2 separate regions of the Homo sapiens genome follow, and region 2 is linked to region 1. Evidence: chromatin contacts called from ENCODE Hi-C data. All regions are on one chromosome and are shown on one strand. The core of a region is the stretch at or near the end of the contact, and the rest is flanking DNA. Distances in the headings are between cores, read along the strand shown. Region 1 holds the start of NAPB (NSF attachment protein beta). Region 2 holds the start of XRN2 (5'-3' exoribonuclease 2).

What was found. A loop is a pair of places that touch in the nucleus more often than their neighbours do. Pooled maps may share reads with other maps.
Region 2: a loop to region 1 is called in a pooled map, with 14 times the contacts of the local background. The contact joins the promoter of XRN2 here to the promoter of NAPB in region 1. A Hi-C loop is called at or near these places in 8 of 50 pooled maps.

What each region holds. Positions count from the first base shown.
Region 1 is chr20:23,419,222-23,423,645 of GRCh38, forward strand. NAPB (NSF attachment protein beta) reads right to left here and starts at 2,267. Exons shown (of 11, transcript NM_022080.3): 1 at 2,084-2,267. The coding sequence starts at 2,181. RefSeq lists silencers at 1,256-1,485, 2,116-2,205 and an enhancer at 2,456-2,645.
Region 2 is chr20:21,300,157-21,304,580 of GRCh38, forward strand. It overlaps XRN2 (5'-3' exoribonuclease 2), which reads left to right and starts at 3,175. Exons shown (of 30, transcript NM_012255.5): 1 at 3,175-3,317. The coding sequence starts at 3,243. RefSeq lists a silencer at 2,873-3,002 and an enhancer at 3,723-3,772.

The sequences.
Region 1 (4,424 bases), core at 1,017-3,516:
CCAAAGCTAGATAATAAACCAACCTGTTGTACCCAGGTAAGAACTAAGATGCATTAACTTTTGTGTAACTGAGTGTGAATGGTGAAGATTCGTCTTCTTATATGTCCTGTCAATAACATAGGTAGCAACATTTAAAAGGGAGATGTTTCTTTAAAAACAAAGGCTTTTCAAAATCCTTTAAGGATTATAAGCTCAAGATTTGGCCTAGTTTCCTAAAAACATCGAAAACCTCTTTCCCAAAAGGAGTGTTCTCCTGAGACAAGCACCAAGTGCTGTCAAGCTTTTTCCTCTGCCAGTTACAGACTCTCCCACAGGGAAGCACTTCCTGACTTGAAATAATGTTGTAACATTAAAATAACCTCCTGGCATGAGGTACTATGACATTAAATTTTATTAGAGTGAATTTTAAATGTTTTGTGAATCAAAACATTTAAAAGGAGTTAGTGTGGCGCTAGCACTTGATGGTACTGTCATAACTTTTAAATGCAAAACAAAACATAATTCATAGCTATATCTCCTACACATCACATGAGAAATTTAGAAACCAGCTGTGATAAACGTCCTCTGAGAGGTTCCTGAGGACAGGGACCCTTATCTTCTTGCATTTTTGCAGCCTTTATGCATTTCTGCAGTTATGCGTACTGCATGCAACTTGTCCTTAAGCATTTCCTAAAGACGTATCAATAGCGGTAAAGTATTATAATTTATAGCCAAAAGAATGAAGTTGGCAAAACAAGCTAAGAGCCCATTATGTCTGTCTTCTGAAATAGAGTCTGAACTGAATGTGTACAGAAATAAAATCGTGTCTAGTCATGCAATGGGTTAAGTATCTGCTCTTGGTAACAGCAAAGGATCTTTCACTTTCAAAAGAAAACAACGAAACAGGCACACACAAAATTTCTGCCTTTCTCATCCTAAACAGCTGAATCATTCACATATTCAACAGCCCAGAATTCTTCCGGGCTGTCAGTGCGGGCTCTGCTTTTTGAGAGGTTGGAATTTAAAATCCTCCTTAGGAGAGCACGGAAGAATTACAGGAAATTAAAGGGATTCCCAAAGGACGCCTGACTTAAACAGCAGCAGCGTTACCGTTAATCAAACAGGAGGCTCTGGCTATCAATCAATCTCCGGAGAAGGAAAAATACTATGCTGAGAAAATATATTCGTTCATTAGTCAAGTATTTACTAAAGGTGTACTCGGCGCAAGGCCCCTGGAGAGAGGCCAACAAGCACACCAGCTCTGGATCCCTCGCCGGACCGCCCCCTCCCCGGCGGGGCCCACCTGCAGGCGGGACGCCCCCAGGTGCGCGTTCCAGGCGCCGGGGGCGGCCCCCGCACCCACCCCTCCGGCTCCACCCCGGCGCGCCTCACCCGGACCGGTCTCAGGAGCGATACGGGCTTCAGCGTGGCGAAATGCACCAATACGACTCGCTACGCACTGAGAAGGGGGCCCCACGCGCGCCCCGAGCTACCGCGCCCGCGGGCCTCAGGGAGCCGCTGACCTTCTAGGTCGTGGGACCCCCGCACCAACCCGGGCCAGGGCGAGGGGGGCGATCTGGGGTCTCCAGAGGGCGCGTGAGGCTGACAGCCCCCCCCCCAGAGTGTTCTAGGGGCTTCGTGGGGCGCTTGGGGAGCTCTGGGGGTCCTAGGGGTTCTCTGAAAGGCGCGTGGGGGCTGAGGGTCCCTGTGAGACTCTGGGGATTCTAAGGGGGCGTGTTAGGGGATCCGGAGAGCGTGTGGGGGCTGAGGAACCCTGGGGAGTTCTGCCGGCCCTAGGGGGTCTCTAAAGTGCGCGTGGGGGCTGAGAGCCCCTGGGAGGATGCGGGGTTTCCAGGGACCCTGGGGGGGCCTGTGGGGTCTCTGGAGGGCGCGTGCGGACTGAGGGCCCCTGGGCGTCCTGGGGGCTCCAGGGGGCGCTGGGGGACCCTACAGGATTTCTGGAGGGCGCCTGCAGGCTGAGGGCCCCTAGACGTGGTCTGAGGGCCCCAGAGGTTGCGTGGGGGACTCGGGGGGTCAGCCTGAAAGGAAGGGGGCCAAGTACGGAGACCCCCCCCCCCCAGGGCACGCACGGTCTGGCGCTCACCCAAACAGCCCTCGGAGGAAGGAGTGGGAGGCCTTGACTCGCTTCTCGGCCTCCGCCATCAGCTGTACTGCCTCACGCTCCTTCCCCGCGTTGTCCATGTCGCCCGCCGCGGCCGCCACAGCCCCCTCAGCCGGCTCGCTGTGCGCCCAGGCGCCTTAACCCTCCCTCTGGCGGCCGCAGGGACGCAGGCGCAGGCGCGACGCGCGAGGCCTTTCGGGAGCTGTAGTCCGGGTCCTGTCATGGCGGCGGGGATTCGCGAGCCGCCTACTACAGTTCCCAGGAGGCCCCGGGGCGGGGTGTGTGTGAGCCGAGCTTGCGCACCGCTAGCTCCCAGGACGTCGGCGCAGGGGGCGTGACCCCCCCAAAGGGGTCCTGGGCCAAGGTGAACTTTAATTTTGTATGTATGCAGAAATGGAAAAATGATCCGTGGCCTCTAGTAAAGATCACCTCCTCAGTAAGACTCGCATGGCAATGGGATGGATGAAGGAACAGGGGATAACAGATTGGATGGAACCCACACCCTTCATGCAAGTTCTGCAAAAGAGAATCTGGTGTAGCCACCAAAGCATCACATGCTTGATACCGCCCACCAAAAAACGAGCAACAGCTGGCAATAAGAGCCATTTTTATCTCCAAGAGCAAGACGTCCCCAATATAAGTTCAGTTATTTTTAAATCTCCCCAAACTGTAACTTTCTGTTGGTCCTCTCTTCCTTGGTTATAAATGAGTTGCATATATGCAATATATGCATAATCCACTCTTTTGTTGACTGAATTATATTCAATGGATGTGAACCATTGAACTCTTATCCTTTACATAATACTGGCCATAGTGGATGGATCTCCAGGGACAAAATGTTTGCCTGCCAGGAAGACTTCTAATCTCCTAGGAGAAGTATCCATAGATAGATGGGATCCTGTGCCAGAGACTTTCAGGCCTGTCCCAGAGGGAGTTATTTTTGAAGACAATGTCTAGACCATTCAAGCTTGGCAGTGCTAAGGCAGAGATGCTGAAACTAATAAGAAAATCACTGCCAAGTGAGATTTATGACAGTTTCAAACTGTTAATAAATACACTCTGGGCACTGGCATGCAAAATTTTAGAAAATGAAGACTGTCTGTAGAGGGCAAGGCAAGAGGGGCCAAACTCCTAGAAAGAAAGTTGACTAAAGCACATGTCACAGAGTTCATACATTTCAGGACTCCGTAGAGATAGAAAGAAATCTCAGCTCTTCGTGCAGTTTATTTACGATTACTACATGCATTATTCTAACTTTGAAAAGCTGAGCTGTGTGTTTTTGGAGAGAGAAGGAGGCGGGAAATTGGAGGTGACCGTAAATGCAGGGGAGACCAGAGAAAAACTGTAAAAAGTGAACATAAGCATTTGGAAAGCAGAGCAGTCTATGGGGGCTTAATGGAGTGAGGCTAAGTCAAAAGCTCCTAAGTAAATCAGTGTGTTGATTAAATCAGTTGTTCCCTAACGTGGTTCGATGCAGAAGCTCTAATGGATATTTAAGAAATACTGATTCCTAGGCCACTGGGTTTTGGTATCAAGGTCTCTTGCAGCTGGGGTCTAGAAAATGCACATTTTGAAAAGAACTCTCCATCCCTATCCTAAAGCACACAGTTCTAGATTCTCATATCTGTAGTCAGTTGAAAAGGAGCTGGAACAGACTGCCTCCCCGAAGCTAGCACTTGCAATTAAGAGAGACATTTTTGGTGGTTTCTAGTAATTTCCTTCATTCTCTTCTTTGTCACAGGAAATTTGTGGGCACTCCCACCGTTCTGCCAGTCCACACCAAAGTGGGAGAAAACCTTCAAACCTTAATTACTGGGTAGAGCTAGTGTTTTATTCTCCCAAAGGCTGGGGGAGGAAAGGAGGCAGGGCAGAGAGATGAACCTCACAGAATAAGGCCTGACTAGAGAGACAGCTGAGGAATCCTTGAAACAAGAAGGAAAAGGAAAGGAGAAGCACCCCTGGTGTGGATCAGGAGAAGAATAGAAGTCATCTTGGAGAAGAGCCAAAGGACCCACTGCCCACACCTGCGCTGCCCAGGATGGAGCCACTCACCACTGGTGGCTATTTACATTCAAGTTAAATAATATTAAATAAAATGTAAAGTTCCATTTCTTGGCTGTACTAGCCGTATTTCAAGTGCTCAATAGCCACACATAGCCAGTGGCTACTGAAAGAGTTATAAATATAGCATCCTGGTGGATTGACTAAGTTAGACACCTGGTGGATTGACTAAGTTAGATACTTGAGGGCGGTGGCTCACGCCTGTAATCCCAGCACTTTGGGAGGCCAAGGCAAGCGGATCACTTGAGGTGAGTAGTTCAAG
Region 2 (4,424 bases), core at 1,925-4,424, 2.1 Mb before region 1:
TTATGGAGGGCAATCTGCTTTACTCTACTGATTAAAAATGTTTATCTCAACCCAAAATGGCCACAATTACTGTTTTAAATACATCAGGTTATTCACAATGAATTTTGTAAGGATAAAGAAGGAAAGGAATCACTTGGTAGAAGGACCAATAGTAGGCAAAAAAAAACTGAGAATTTTTTTCTATGATAATTACAATGTTAATGGGGCTTAAAAATGAATTGATGAATATTTAAAAACATCCTAGTTTCCACATATTATATATTTTTCATATTGTTTTTCACATTAATGTAATCCAGATACTAGCTGTGGCCTTCCTCTCTCCCTTTGAGATCTGGGCAAAAATGTTTCAAAACCTCTGGGTTCTCTGCCTGTATAAGTCCAAAGTCTGGTTCAGTATTTCTGCTAATTTATTTTCTTTTTTTTTTTTTTTTTTTTTTTAGATAGCTTCTCGCTCTGTCACCCAGGCTGTAGCACAGTGGTGCAATCATAGCTCACTGCAGCCTTAAACTCTTGGGCTCAAGTGATCCTCCTGTCTTAGTCTCCCCATTTGCTAGGATTACAGATGTGAACCACCACACCTGGCCTCCCTGCTAATTTCCAACACTAATAAATTCTCACCTCTTCTGCTTCTAGAGGTCTGCTATGTTGCCCACCCCGTGGTGGTTCCAAACCACAGTGACCCCAACTGGAGACTTTTTATTTGATTTCTACAAGAAAAACCCATACCAAGCCTGAGTCTGACAGGCTTTACTGGACACATTGGGCCAGGGAAAGTGTCACAATACTTAGTCCATATCCTCCTGCCGCCTTTCAAGTTTCTTCTCTCTTTTACCCACTCCTTCTCTGAGTGCCAAAACTCCAATTTTAGTACTTCTATGCAAACCAATTTCACCACCCAGGTGAATTAGCTTGCACTCCCCAAATTTTGTTACTGGACTCTTTCCTTTGTAAGGGATAAGAATTTAGCCCAAGCCAGCTTAGGGCAAAAGGAAACTTTTGGCTGGGAGTGGTGGCTCACACCTGGAATCCCAGCACTTTGGGAGGCCAAGGCGGGCGGATCACAAGGTCAAGAGATTGAGACCATCCTGGCCAACATGGTAAAACCCCATCTCTACTAAAAATACAAAAATTAGCCGGGCGTGGTGGCGCACATTGGTAGTCCCGGCTACTTGGGAGGCTGAGGCAGGAGAATCGCTTGAACCTGGGAGGTGGAGGTTGCAGTGAACCGAGATGGTGCCACTGCACTCCAGCCTGGCAACAGAGTGAGACTCTGTCTTAAAAAAAAAAAAAAAAAAAAATTTGGCTCACAGAATCAAAGGACAGACTTAATCAAACTGCAGGAAGAGAGGGATTTAACTGGAACCAGGGAATTAACCCTGCTTCTCTCATTGCCTACTGGCAACAAGTCCCAATTCTTATCTTTTAGCGTTCACGCACTGGAAAGATGCAGTCTTAAATTTCTTATGGTTCAAAGCTCAAAAATGCTGGTAAGGCTGGGTGCAGTGGCTCACACCTGTAATCCCAGCACTCTGGAAGGCCGAGGTGGGCAGATCACCTGAGGTTAGGAGTTCGAGACCAGCCTGGCCAACATGGTGAAACCCTGTCTCAACTAAAAACACAAAAATCAGCGGGGTGTCATGGCAGGCGCCTCTAATCCCAGCTACTCGGGAGGCTGAGGCAGGAGAATCGCTTGAACCCGGGAGGTGGAGGTTGCAGTGAGCCTGGATCTTGCCACTGCACTCCAGCCTGGATGACTGAGACTCCGTCTGAAAAAACAAAAACAAAACAATAAACCCTCCCAACCCGCCAAAATGCTGGTTAAGGATTCTAAATGGCTCAACTTGGCCAGCTGTCTATCCCTGAACTGCCTATGGTGTACATGTTCCTATAACAGCACCTCCCAGGGAAACCAGAGGGGCTGCTTCCAGGTAAAAGGAGGAATTTCACCATAGACATAATACTTTGGAATAGTTTTGGCTATCCTTAAGTAAAACACGGGATGACTATTTCTCTAATTTCCACACTAGTAGTTTAAACAAAGTAGTCATCAGACCACAGAGGAGGGGGCAATAAATACTGCCTGTGAGGTAACTCGGCGAAATACTTTCACAGAGGCCTCATGAGGTGAGCATTTAGCATCGTGTGTGATGTGTGTCAAACCAAGAGGGGATTCAGGGAGACTTCCAGGCTTGAGCAAACGGACAAATATACCTCCTCTTCCAGACCTCTCCTTTCATATGGAAAAAATTCGTTTGGGACCACCAGAAAACAAAAGATAAAAGTATCGTGTTAGAACAAGGATGGATTAAAAATGACCTTTGCTTGAACTGAAACAGAAGCTATGTGCATAAGTGACTTAACTCCTCTGTAACTTGGCTTTCTTATCATTTACACGAGGGTGCTAACAGTACCCTCACAAGGTTCAAGTGAAGATTACATAGGACAATCCCTTAGTCAATGTCTTGGTACACTGTAAAGGCTCAGTAAATGCTGGAAAATCATATTAGCAACTATTTTATACCCGTAATTGTAGCTGGAAGATTGTATTGGATGCTAAATACCGGCTAGATTCCATTCGGTAACTATCATAATTATTTATTTGCATAACAATCAAATTATTGGTGCAAAGCAGCCATTATTACTGTAAAATGCTTTAAAATGCTCCTTTTGATAGTCCAGGTACGTACTGCAGCACAAAACTAGGAGAAACCAGGAAATGGAAGTAACGAGTAAGTTTGGATGCTTCGATTCTACCCTAGATTGAGACGGGTGAGCATAGAGGCAAAAAAAGACATTTTCTTCCAAACAAGAGGTGACCAAACGGGCAAGGGAGACCTCCTCCCGGGCATGCAGAGCGCAGCGATTCTGTGCCCAGGGAGCCGGAGGGCTGGGGCTGGGAGATCCCGGCGGAGCCCCGGCAGAGCAGTCGCCCGTGAGCCCCCGCAACTCAGACGCGCTCGGCCTCGCGCTCCGGGGCTGGGACCACCGAGGGCGAGCTGCAGCCTTCGCCACCCGGTCCGCCGCCGGACTCCGCCTCCCACAAACAGCCCGGCAAGGCCCTTTTCCGCCGCTCCCTCATCCAGCGAAGCCTCCTTCCCAGCTTCCCCGGCGGCGGCGCCGTGACGTCACTTCCGTTCTCCAGCGCGCACGTGGGAGGAAGTGCTGGTGCCCTCTGCCGCTGCTCCCGTCTCTTTGGTTACGCTCGTCAGCCGGTCGGCCGCCGCCTCCAGCCGTGTGCCGCTATGGGAGTCCCGGCGTTCTTCCGCTGGCTCAGCCGCAAGTACCCGTCCATCATAGTCAACTGCGTGGAAGAGAAGGTGAGGAGGCGCCAGGCGGCCGCCACACTCGAGCCCGGGCCCCCGGCACGTCTAGGCCGCGGCCCATGGGCTCCGCCGCCTGCCCCCGGGGAGCCTTGCCGGAGCTCGCGCCCTGCTGCCAGCCTCGCGAGCAGTCGCAGCCCCACACGCGATGGGACGCGGGCTGTGGGATTCAGCACCCCGGGGGCGAGGAATTCAGGACCCTCGGCGGGGCAAGGGCCTATAGGGTTCCGAACTCGCAGGAGGGTCGCTCCTCCCCTACTCGCTTTTTCCCGGCACCGGAAGGCCCCGCCCACTGCTTTGTTTCCTCTCCAGACCGCGCATTTTGGGTCTCGGAAGAGGTTCAGAGGCTGTTGTTGAGCAATGCATGCCAGGTCAGCTGAGCTAGCGGGTTATGGATGCACGGATTCGGAGGCCAGCTTTTTGACAACCTTGTAAAGGAATCCCTGGCGGCGACCTTTTCGTTGTTTACCAATTGTGCCGGAAAGGTTTTCTCCTAGTGTTCAGGACCATTTGTTGTTCTGGTTAGATTGGACGCTGAAAGCAGTATGTCAGGTCCAGGATGAGCGCTATAGAATTCTGAGAAGTTACCCTTCTCTGTGTGCCCTGACTACTGAACGGGGTGGGTGCTTGTTGAAAATTTCAAGATTACTGGATGTACTTGAGCAGTACAATTTTTGTTGTTAGTTAATACGTAAGTAGATTTTTGGCCATTATTGAGTTTTGTTTTTATTGTTTTCGTCATTCCATGCGGATTCGATTTTGTGCTCTTAATTAGAATTTCTGGATTGGAAACGTTCAGAGGCACATCACGCGTACCTCACTCCTTAGTTTTTGAAGGCAGTGCTTGCCTGTCACTGTGAACTTATTTCTGCTTTTTTTTTTTTTTTTAACTTTCTTGGCTTCTATCCAAGGAGGAACCAAAAGCCTTGTCTTAGTGACATTCCCACTATTTCTTGTTTTTTTCAAAAAGCAACTGCTAAATTGAATACTTGTTTCCTTTGTAAAATTTTAATCGAACTTTATTGAACTTTACTTGCACGTGGGTTAAACAAAAAGCAACAGTTCTTGCTCTACCCCTTCTCATCCCATTTCTCCACCTTTAAC